Linked DNA regions of Mus musculus: region 1 is linked to region 2. The links are chromatin contacts, found by Hi-C in ENCODE. All regions are on one chromosome and are shown on one strand. Each heading gives the region's core, a stretch centred on a gene start or an enhancer-like site at or near the end of the contact. The rest is flanking DNA. Distances are from core to core; before and after follow the strand shown.

Region 1 (5,784 bases), core at 1,228-3,727, 1.8 Mb after region 2:
TGTGGAGGAGTTTGAGCTGGGGCAAGCCAGGGAAAGCAATGCAGATCGCTTAATAATAGGTACTCATGGCTGACTCCACAGCCTAGGAATTCAGTCCCATGTCACCATCATGGATGCTTTTAATTTCCTTGGTTGCAAATTGGCCAGAAGGGTGGACCCCATCACCATGACAGAGCAACTACAGTTACTCTTCATTTCATATCCTCACTGATGTCGGTCCAAAAATCATCAGGAATAGCTAACCCACACACCAACTCTAAACAAATGACACTAAAACCACTGAATAGGGAGGGTCCTCGGCTGGGTATCGTGGACACGCCCTGTGTTCCTTAAAGCACAACTTTAGAGCACATCCAAATGACCTTGACACCACCACCAGCTTCTCCTCCCACTCCTCCTCCCCCACCCCTCCTCCTCCTCTTCTTTTTCTTCCCCATTTCCATACCTTTGGTGAAGAGGCATACTTTGGGTGGAGCACATACCTGAGAAGCAGAGTAGCCCAAATCTGAAAAGTACAGAGGAGGTAACAAAGACAGCCTGGGCGTGCCTCTGGGAGAGAGGAGGAAGCCTTAGGTTGGGCAATGCTAAATGGATGGAGGATATTGGACTACTACATCAGAGCCCATTAAACGGTGAAGAAGACAGACTATGACTGTCACTGTTCAGACTAGTGGAGGTGGCTATGGCATCAGTGATCACACCACCAAGGGAAAGAGCAAGCCCTGATCATATGACAGAGGCCATGCACGTGTGCACAGGTTTATGTTCTGACATAAAGACTTAGAATCCTGGGTCCTCACTGTTTACACGAGCAGTTAGGAGAACTTCACACATGAACTAATTGTGTTTAACAGCCTCCTGTGGATTGACTTAAAACCATTAAACAATGCATTACCAGTTCATATTCCATGGCCTGCCCCTTCTCCAATAACATGTGTAAAAGTAAGATGGCTCAGTCTGCATGATCGTGGATACTCCAAACTGTCCAGTGTTATGTCACCCTTGAGCAATCTACCACCCCAGAATTGGGATAGCATCGCCAGCCACACAAGGTTACTAGGGCCATGTTTATCCCATAGATCCATAGAAACACCACTATCTTTGTCTATTCTAGATCAATGAGTTAGGATGTGAATGGCCAAGGGGAAGAATACTGTGCCCATCCTACATCTGCAAGTACTGACTGTATATTCATTGCTGGCCTTGGGGGCAGATACCATATGCACCAGTCTACTGGATAGGGCTGCTTCACTATGTCCTATTGATGGAATGTCTATCTCGGTTTCGTGGGACAGGAATCCTGTGGTACAGACACCATTGGCAGCCCATTTCTCTGGGTAAGGGCTGTGTGGATTATAGGATTCAGCTGCTATCTATCCAGCATGGTGAGACCTGACACTATATTCATCCTGGGACTTTTTATTTCATTTTATTTACATCCCAAACGCTACCCCCTTCAGGTCACCCCTCACAGAGACCCTTTCCCACCTTCCCTATCTCCTCTGAGAGGGTGAGCCCCCACTGGGTATTCCCCCAACCCTGGTGCATCAAGTCTCTGCCAGATTAGTCACATCCTCTCCCACTGAGGCCTGTTGGGCTATGGATACCACAGTCAGGCTACAGCTTTAGGAGAGCCTCTGCCCCAGTTGTGTGTGTGTGTGTGTGTGTGTGTGTGTGTGTGTGTGTGTGTGTGTGTGTGCACATGGAGACTGAGCTGCGCCTTTGCTGTTTATGTTTCAGGGGCCTTGGTCCATCCCATGTGTGTTCTTTGGTTGGCAGCTCAGTTTCTGAGAGTTCCCAGAGGTCCAGGTTAGTTACTCTTTTGGCCCTCATGTGGGGTTCCCAGCCCCTTAAAGACCTTCAATCCTTCCCCCAACTCTTCCATAAAAGTCTCCGACCTCAGTCCAGTGTTTGGCTGTGGGTCTCTGCATCTGTCTCAGTCAGCTGCTGGCTGGAGCCTCTCAGAGGACAGCTATGCTAGACTCCTGTCCCCAAGCATAGCAGGGTATCATTAATAGTGTCAGGGATTGGTGCTTGCCCATAGGATGGGTCTCAAGTTGGGCTGGTTATTGGTTGGCCATTCCTCCAGTCTCTGCTTCATCTTTGTGCCTGCATTTCTTTTAGGCAAGACAAATTTGAGGTGAAAAGTTTTGTGGGTGGGTTGGTGTCCTTATCCCACTGGGGTAGAAGTGGGATTCCTGCCGGCTGCCTGGCGGGCTACTGGAGCAAGGATGCCATCGGACCCTGGCAAACTCTCCCCAGCCGCCGGCTGCATCTGTGGAACCCACGAACCCTCCGCTTTCTGGGCAGTCTGGAAGAAACAGAACTAGGTGAGCACGTTGACACTTCTTACAGAAATGCACTACTGCAATAACGAAAGTTGGACGCTCTTTTAAAAAAAAAAAAAAAAAAAAAGTCAGAACTCTCGCGAGAAGAGCCAAGCGCCAGGTTCGTACCCGTAGATCTCGCGAGAAGTCTAAGCGCCTTTCCCGGCTGTCGGAAGCTGCGGACTCGTCCCGGCTGTTGGGATCCCTGGCGCGATGTCGTCCGCATACTCAGTCCGATCCTTCCCAGTCAGCATCCCTGCGGTGATCATGGTAACTCGCAGGCTCTAAGTGGCGCCGGCGTTTGGTGGGGTTTGCTAGTTCTTGCGAGAACTGCGCAGGGGCGGGCGGGCTGCCTGAAGCCGCTCCCTGCTCCGCTGGATGGGGCAGCTCCCGGGTGCGCACCGGCCGTCCTCTGAGTCCCCAACACCAGTGTTCACCCCGGTGGCGTCTTAGCGCCATACATTGACTTCCCTGCCAGTGTCTGGAGAGACTCTCAAGTGCGCTGTCTTTCCGATGTGGCACAGAAGAGATGAGCGTTACCCAGTAACTGGACTTCAAGCTGTCCCCAAGAGCTTTAGGGCTCCAGATAGAGGAGCTGGTCTTGCCTTGCGGAGCCGTGCCCTTGGAAAATGGCATGGGAAGCTCTAAGAAGTCGGGACTAGGAACTTAATATTAGTTGGAGACAGAATCAGAAAGATTGGAGCCTTGGGGACTGTACTTAAGACCCCAAAGCACACTAGCCGGCTGCATGGTGCAGAAGTGTCAGGGACAGTCAGCTCTGCAGGTTAGGATGGCTCTCATTTCCAGACCTCCATGCACAGAGGAGCTTGGTGTACGCAGCTTCACACATTCCAAGTTAACATGACTTTACTTAGCTCGTTAGTTTAGTTGATAATAACCCTCTAGATTTCACCCAGTCCAAAGAGGCAAGTGGACAGTAGTTTCCATCCTGTGTGCTCAGACTTTAAAATCTTTATATAAAAATCTGTGACTGTGTTTGCAATTGAGGCATCGCTGTTTCCTCTCGCTTGCTCCTGCTTGTCTGAGAGTTCTGGTTGTATACAAACACCAATGGAAGACCCCCAAACTCAATGGAAGGGACCAGTAGCTCCCACTCCCCACAGGAAAGCAGTTTCGTTTCGCTGCCCTCCAGGTTTCTAACGCTATCTCCTCACAGGAGACAGACTGGACAGAGCCGTGGCTCCTAGGACTCCTTGCCTTCCACCTGCTGTGCCTCCTTCTCACTTGCTTCTCCTCACAGAGGTATAAGCTACAGATCGGGCACTTCCTGTGTCTGGGTGAGTAGGAGAACCTTGAATCCCTCTGCTCACTCTCATTGCTGCGATACTGCCCCTGGGTTTGTTTGCGTTGTGTTTTCACAGCGTTTCCCAAGCCTTCATTTCTATATGGAGATCATGAAGTAATCTTTGGACATGTTCTAGGTTGGTCACTAAGGATGCCAAACATCTGTACACTAAGATGTTGATTCTCTTATGCTGACTCTTACACAGATAATTCCTGCTTTGAGTTCAGTGCAATTTATCTCTCATGTAGATGTTTTCTTGCTGGGGTTAGTCCCATACTGCCTGCTCTGGAAATCAGACTATGCATATAATATTACTTTTGGTTATTTTTAAAGATAATGGCTTTAGGAATTCTATGTAGGGATTAATTAGGTACGTGAAATGGAGAAAGATAGAGTCTTTATTGCACAGAAACAGGCACACAGTAAAAGTTCTGGTACTTGGCCAAATGGGGACATTCACTATTTTGGGCCCCTCAGTTGGGTCAGAAGGATACAAAGTAAAATGTCAGGAAGAAAAGATGAGTAACAGCTGACTGGCCTAGGTGTGAGGTCTGGCCCCAGTGAAAATAAGTGTTCAGAGCCCCCAAAATACAGGGTGGGACATGGGAAGGAAGCTGGCTCATAGGTCAGATACCACAATCCCCAGGAGCAAAGTGTCCCAAACTGAGTGGTTACAGGGTAAATACTTGATTTTTGTGGACACTGGAAGGGTGGGGAGAGTTTTCTTGATGAGTGGAAAAGCTGATTTTAGACAGTTAACCAGGGAACCGAGAGGCAGGAAATGTGAGCTTACAACAGAAAGGTGTCCATTCTTCATTTGGAATATTTTACCTGAGAAATTTTGGGGTTACACTGGTAAGCAAAATAGACTCCTAAACTTAGCATGGCTTCCTTGGGGACACTTGGGATTCAGTAGTTAACCATAGAAGCTTTCTAATTGTCCTGGTGCCAGTTGTAATGATTCTTTTGATAAGAACTGAGGTCTGTACATGGGACTATATGGAGGAGCCTGAGTTCTGCAGGCAGAGTGGAGAGGCATAGGGGTGAGCAGGTGAGAGGGCCAGGTTGAGAACTTGGTGCAGAGCTAGTGTGCACGGCAGTCTCGGGGGAAGGACCTTGAAAGATGGATCAACTTCTTAAGATTAAGGACAATGCATGCACTTGCAGTTTGGAGAGGGATAACCCTAGGAGTTCTTGGGGAACCCCAGACACTGCTGTGTGCTCTGTATGCTTTATGGCTCATTACAATCTCAGAGAATAAAAAACCACTGCAGTTGCTTACTTCCTCTTCACAAATGCTGAGGTGATAAGACCGAGATTTGCACCTGGATCCTGGTGGTGGTCCTGCCAGGATAGAACGGCTTCATGGGAGTTTGGGTAAGACCCTTGGCATGTCACAGATGTGTTGATCTTTTTCTGATTCCTATTAAGTGGGCATATTTTATAACTTGACAATTTTAGAGTCCTTACCATATCATAGTTAAAATAGGAATTACATTTGGTTTTGGTATTCTGTTGAACACGTAAAGATCTATTATCTCGTTCTCTAGTGATTGTAATTGGTCACAAAATTCTAACATAAGTTTTCTATGTTTTCTTAGTAGTGTTAGTCTATAGTGCCGAGTACATCAACGAAGTGGCTGCAGTGAACTGGAGGTAAAGTTGGCTTCTCATGCTCTCGCCTCTGCCTCAGTCTTCCTCCACAGTGGCACTTTCACATGGCACTTTCTAAAGAAAAGATGAAGCTCACAGGGAAATTGAGGACGCCAGGAATCGTGGCCACATAAATATTGAACAGCCTATACATATGGGGTTAGGCCTTAAGAAATAAATTAGTTAAATATTTTCTTGTTTTTGACCAAAAACTAATAATTGTATTTATTAGAATAGTTAAAAGCTCCTCATTGGTGGTTGACTGTCCCTCGTGAGCTCTTAAAGGTGCTGACCAATAATTACAGCCTGCGAGAAAACACTGGGAATATTAATAAGGGGGAATTTGAGAGAATATTGAGCATGTGCTATTATTTGAGAGGAAGTTGGCCTTCCTCCTGCCCTCTCCCCTTTTCACTTGAAAACAACTGTCCTATACCTACACAGTGCCAGAGCCTCCACAGTTACTCCCTGCTTCCCCAGCCGCAACCCTCGCGCCTG
Region 2 (5,514 bases), core at 119-2,618:
GCGGAGACCCGACTTCCGCACATGCTCAGTTTGGGAGCCGCTAAGCTCTCCACTGGAAGCCGGGCGCATATCCGGCTCAAGAGCTGTGGGCGGGGCCTAAGGCCAAACTGGGTAGGGGACAAGGATGGTCCTGGAGATTGAAGAAAATCGTCTGTCCTTGGGCCTGTCACCAACCAAGGATGTTTTTTCCTAGGATTTTATCTTTGTGCTAGTTGATTCTCCACGTTTCCCCCCTTGTGTCTGTGGCAGTGTGTGCTAACATCCGTAAAGTTGCGGGGAGGAATTAAGGAGTCAAGAGTCAGCCTTGCTTGCTGAACTCATGGTTGGTTGAGAATCGTCCTCAAGTCAAGAACCTTGCTTTCTTGATTTTCTGTGTCACATTTCTATGACAACGTAAAAACACAGCTCTCATCTCAAAGGGAAGAAGAATTTATTCTGTGAGTGACTATAGCTTGGGAACATAGATTCAGGTCACCGTAGATTCTGCCCTACATGATAACAATTTGATGAAGTTTTACAGTAACAACCAAAAATACCTACTTCTTAAGCACACTTCGGAAGCAGTGGGTAGGTGGGTAGGTCTCAGGTGCTATCTCATGACTTTCATAGCTTTGGGATCGGTGGAAGCTAGTTGCCAGAGGTTTTATCAGAAAGTCAAGGTAAGACAAAGGTGGGCAATGGATGACTACTAAGGGGGCTAATGGTAGCATCACAGAAACTGCTGTCATGAAGGTCAGTCAAGAGATAATGGCAAAGTCAAAACACAGAAGAAACGCGTGTGGAGATCCAGAACTTCATAGAACCAAGACAGTTCATTTCCTATGGTGCATTCTTGCAGTATTTTCCATGCCAGGTCCTAGAGCCTTCTGTCTCTGAGAGCTCTGGACAGTTTAGATCGTGGGCTTAGTTGTGTCTCTGTGCAGGACTGGGTGGTTACGTGAAGTGCACACCGCTCGCTGTATGTCACTGCCCACTTACACCATCACCACAGTCTTGACTCAAGCTTGCAGCATCTTATCTTTAAATGGACATCTAAGAGCCTGCTTCTGAGGCTGGATCGAAGGTCCTGGCAGTGGGTTGGGCAGTGCTCTGGTGCTCAGGACCACGGTTTAGGAGTAAAGCTCTGCCAACCATAATGCCAAGTTAACTGTTCTCTTTAGGGCTCAGATCTTTGGAACTTGAGGGAGCAGCGCAGGATAAGAGCGCCGCCCTGATGGACGTCCATTCCCGCTGCTTTTGCTCCGGGCCCGGCCTTCCAACCCAGGATCTCCTGTAGCTGCTGGGTCTCATGAAAGGCCAAATGAGCATGCGCAGAATAAAGGCCCAGCTGCCATTGGCCACCGGGGAGGAGCGTATTGATGACGCGACGAAGAAAACAGGAAGTGAGCCGTCAGGGAGCCGGTCTGGGTCTCGTAGTCCATTTTTCAGGCGGGGAATGAATGGGTTCTGAGCGATCCCTGGTGAGGGGGGACTCGAGCTCTGAGGCGTGAGTAGCTGGGTAGGCAGAGTATCATGGAAGACGACGCCCCGGTGATTTACGGGCTGGAATTCCAGGTGAGCATGGCGGAGTCGGTGAGGTGCCGCCTGTGCCTGGCCCTCACCAGAGAGCGCCCACACTCAGTCTGGTTCCAAGGATTCTGGGCTTCAAGGCCCGGATTTGGGGAGAGGGTACGCGCAGGGAGTGTGGCCAAGTGAGGGCCAGGGCTGGCATAGACAGCAGAGGGTGAGCACTCGGCCTCGCAGGTGACTTGATTACACTCGCACTTCTGGGGTCTTGAGTAGCAATTATTGACCATTGAGTTGTGTGTTGGATACTGCTCAGTACAAGAGCATTAAAGAGGGACTTCGTGGGGAGGGGAGTTGCTGGCTGGCTGGTCTGTTATGAAGCATTTTGCTCACTCAGGTTGGAAATATACTTGCCTTTTTCCTTATGAACTTTTTATTTCAATAGCTACTAAACTCGTTACAGATTCGAGTCAATAGTGGGATGAGGGTTTCCATCTCCCAGGGAGTTCTTCAGACCTGGACCATGATTTGCTAAGAGCTCACTGGAGACTTCTGCCATTCTCAGCGCCTTCCTGGGTATCCAGAACTCCCATGCTAGGAATCAGGACGACTATTCTACACTCCTCTATTCCTACAAGAATATTCTTGTCTATTCTTTGTTGTCCTGGGAATTACATCTGACATCATCTAGATGGGATCAAATCCAGTGTAGCCTCATTGTCCTCACTCCTTTCTTTTGTGATCCTTCCATAAAAATAAAATCCTTGGACATTGTGTGCTCTTGAACACAAATTTGTAATGATTGCTTTGTGGGGTTGTCCTTCACTTCTGATGGGAGGAGAAACTCAGCTTTCTGCAGGTGATTCTGAATACCCACTATACAGATAAAGAATGAGGCTATGGATGCATAGAGGTATCATATGGTAGGGCTAAGGTCAGACAATGCAGGACAGAGTGAGGCTATGCCTAGATACTGCTACTGAGCTTGTTGAGGGTGTTTCACTCATCTGGGGTATCAGTGTATTTACTTGCAAAATGAGAAGAAATGTGTGGAATATGTTCAGAGTCAATTTTTAGTGTTCCTTTGGAAGCCTAAGTACAAATGGAAGTTACTGGGAGATGTTCCAATTTATCTCAGAGGGGCCTGTCTATGGACTGTGATAATTTTTAAGTGAGATGCATAGCCCCAGTAGTCAGTGTAAACCTTAAAGTGGACAGGCAAGCCTGACTTAACTAAGACAGCGCGCGCACACACACACACACACACACACACACACATTTAATGAACTGTCTTCAGATTGCTCTGTGTACTACCAGTTCAGTGGGAACTTCAGAAGCACTGGGAGGACTCGGGGAACACTACAGGGCCTGCTCTCATTTTCCATGATTTTAGCAGGCCTACAGTCAGCCTGCTGCTTCCTGAGGAAGCCTATGTGCTTGGGGCATCCCACACATGTGTGCTTTCCAGAAGATTTATTTTCATTGTGTGCATGTGAGTGTTTTCTCTGGGTGCATGCATGTGCTCCACATGTGTGCCTGGTGCCCAGGAAGCTCAGAAGAGGGCTCTGGATTCCTTGGAATTGGAGTTAGAGGTGGTTGTGAGCCACCTGATGTGGGTGCTGGAGCCTCTCCGTGAGTATCAAGTTACTCTTAGCTGCTATTTATTTATTATTATTACGTTATTTACTTTCATCTTTATGGTTACTCACAGGCACAGTTCTCCAGATTTTGGGTAATGCCTGAATACTGGGACGGAATTCCAATGCTAGATTCAGCTTCCTTCCTGACAGGTCTCCAGAAGCCTCTTGTTTGTGTCAGCATGTGATTGTCTCCATAGGACAGCATCGTTACACTGGGGAGCTCCCACTGGGGCTGTGCAGCAGTCAGAGCAGCATGGTGCTGCTTACCCGGCCTTCTACTCTCACGCCACCCTGGTCACAGTGTAGTTCCTGGTGGTAGCTGTTCAGGCTTCTTACTTCTTTTCTTTCTTTTTTTTAGATTTATTTATTTTTATTTTCTGTGTATCAGTGTTTCGCTTGCTTTTCTGTCTGTGCAGTGCATGTGCTCACAGAAGCCAGAAGAACTCCTCAGATCCTTTGGCACTGGAGCCACAGATGGTTGTGAGCTACCATTTGGGTACTAGGAATTGAACCTAGGTTCTCTGGAAGTGCAACAGGTATTCTTCACCCCTGAGCCATCTCTTCAGGCCTTCTTTCTTTTGAGATAACTTTTGGTAGCATATTTTCCTAGTGGGTCTATTCATTATTCAGTTGACAAATGTCTTAGCTAGCTTGTTGTCCTCTCACCGTCTTTCCCCAACCCAAGACAGGGTTTCTTAAGTACACTGTAGCTGTTTTCAGACAGACCAGAGAAGAGGGTGACAGATCTCATTACAGATGGTTGTGAGCCACCATGTGGTTGCTGGGATTTGAACTCAGGACCTTCGGAAGAGCAGTCAGTGCTCTTAACCACTGAGCCATCTCTCCAGCCCAAGACAGGGTTTCTCTGTGTAGTCCTGGCTGTTCTGGAACTCACTTCTGTAGACCCGGCTGGCCGAAAGTTGTCTCAAATATGCTACCAAAAGTTATCTCAAAAGAAAGAAGGCCTGAAGAGATGGCTCAGGGATAAAGAATACTTGACGGATTTCTAGATCCACAAAGGATTAACCATTTCACAAACTGGTTTAAGGCTGTCTTTAATGTCCGTCTAAGTGTGCGGAAGGGGAGGCAGGAGTGGACATGCATCCTTAGCCTGCTCCGCCTGTCGTCATCAACTTGAAATGCAGAAAAGACTTTTAATGTAAAATAGTCATTCGCTCTCAGTTGGGTCCTCTTCTGGCCCTATTTTTGGGTACTCTAGTCCTTGTATCATTTGTGTGACCTCAAGTTGCATTTGAAGGTCTTTGTGTACTAATCTTAGGTGGAGCCCATCCCCTGCTTTCTTCCCAGCAGGGTAAACCTGAGTTCTAGCCTTGCTGACCACCTTCTTCCTTTCAGCAGTCAGTGTGGCCTAAGCTAGGTCTTTAAAAGGCACATAAAGCTCAAAGGTTCTGAGGTGTTACTAATAGGCCCCAATTTTGGCATGTGTCTGTGTGGATTTCTAGATCCACAAAGGATTAACCATTTCACAAACTGGTTTAAGGCTGTCCAAATGTCCATCCAAGTGTGCGGAAGGGGAGGCAGGAGTGGACATGCGTCCTTAGACTGCTCTGCCTGTTGAGTGGACGATCACCTTTTCCAGATGTTAGAGTGTGTGTCACCCTGGACATGTAGTTCTTCTATTTTATTTAAATACACTATCAGTTGAGTTTTGTGTTGCTGTCCCTGGAGAAGGGAGGGGACACAGAGGCAGTGTGGTTGATCTTCTGAAATCTAAAATTTGTACCAATTGTGGAAATAGTATAAAGAGTACAAACTAAATGGTCAGTACAATGGTTAAACTCTTTCTCTTACTGATTTTCAAGGAAAAAAAAAGAAGGAAAAACTAAATAAGTAAATAAATATATATTATAACATATATATAATAACTAAATAAATTGTAAAAAAATATAAGGAGCTCAGCTGTGACAGTCAGGAATTCAGGATGCAGGCTGCTGAGGACAGTGGTGAGCTTGGTGAGGGAGGGGCTTGCTGTTGCTGCTGTGACAAATTGCAGAAGTTTAGAGGCTTCTACCTTTCCGTAGGTGAGAAGCCCCACACTAAACCCAATTCACTGGGGTCTTTGTCACTTTGGGGTGGTTCCATGTGAGCATTTGTAGCCGTGCCTTTTCCAGCATCCAGTGGTACCCACATTCCTGGGCACATGGCTACTTCTTCCATCTTTAGAGCCAGCCACAGCTGCCCGAGTCCTTGCAATTACCTGTCTTTCTAAGCTACCATTAGTGTTACTGGAGGCTCATCTTACTAAAAACCCCGTGTCTGAGAGATGTGTTAAGGATCAAGAACATAAAAGGAAAAGAGGGAGGGAGCTTTGCTCACAAATCAACATCTCTCATCCAAGAGGACCATA

What was found. A loop is a pair of places that touch in the nucleus more often than their neighbours do.
Region 1: a loop to region 2 is called in a map of T-helper 1 cell, with 5 times the contacts of the local background. The contact joins the promoter of Tmem18 here to the promoter of Eipr1 in region 2. A Hi-C loop is called at or near these places in 2 of 37 maps with a recorded cell type or tissue (T-helper 1 cell and regulatory T cell).

The regions. Positions count from the first base shown.
Region 1 is chr12:30,581,966-30,587,749 of GRCm38, forward strand. Tmem18 (transmembrane protein 18) reads left to right here and starts at 2,478. Exons shown (of 5, transcript NM_172049.2): 1 at 2,478-2,597; 2 at 3,505-3,625; 3 at 5,235-5,289. The coding sequence starts at 2,541.
Region 2 is chr12:28,750,451-28,755,964 of GRCm38, forward strand. Eipr1 (EARP complex and GARP complex interacting protein 1) reads left to right here and starts at 1,369. Exons shown (of 9, transcript NM_201357.3): 1 at 1,369-1,554. The coding sequence starts at 1,513. It also overlaps a transcript of Trappc12 not described here.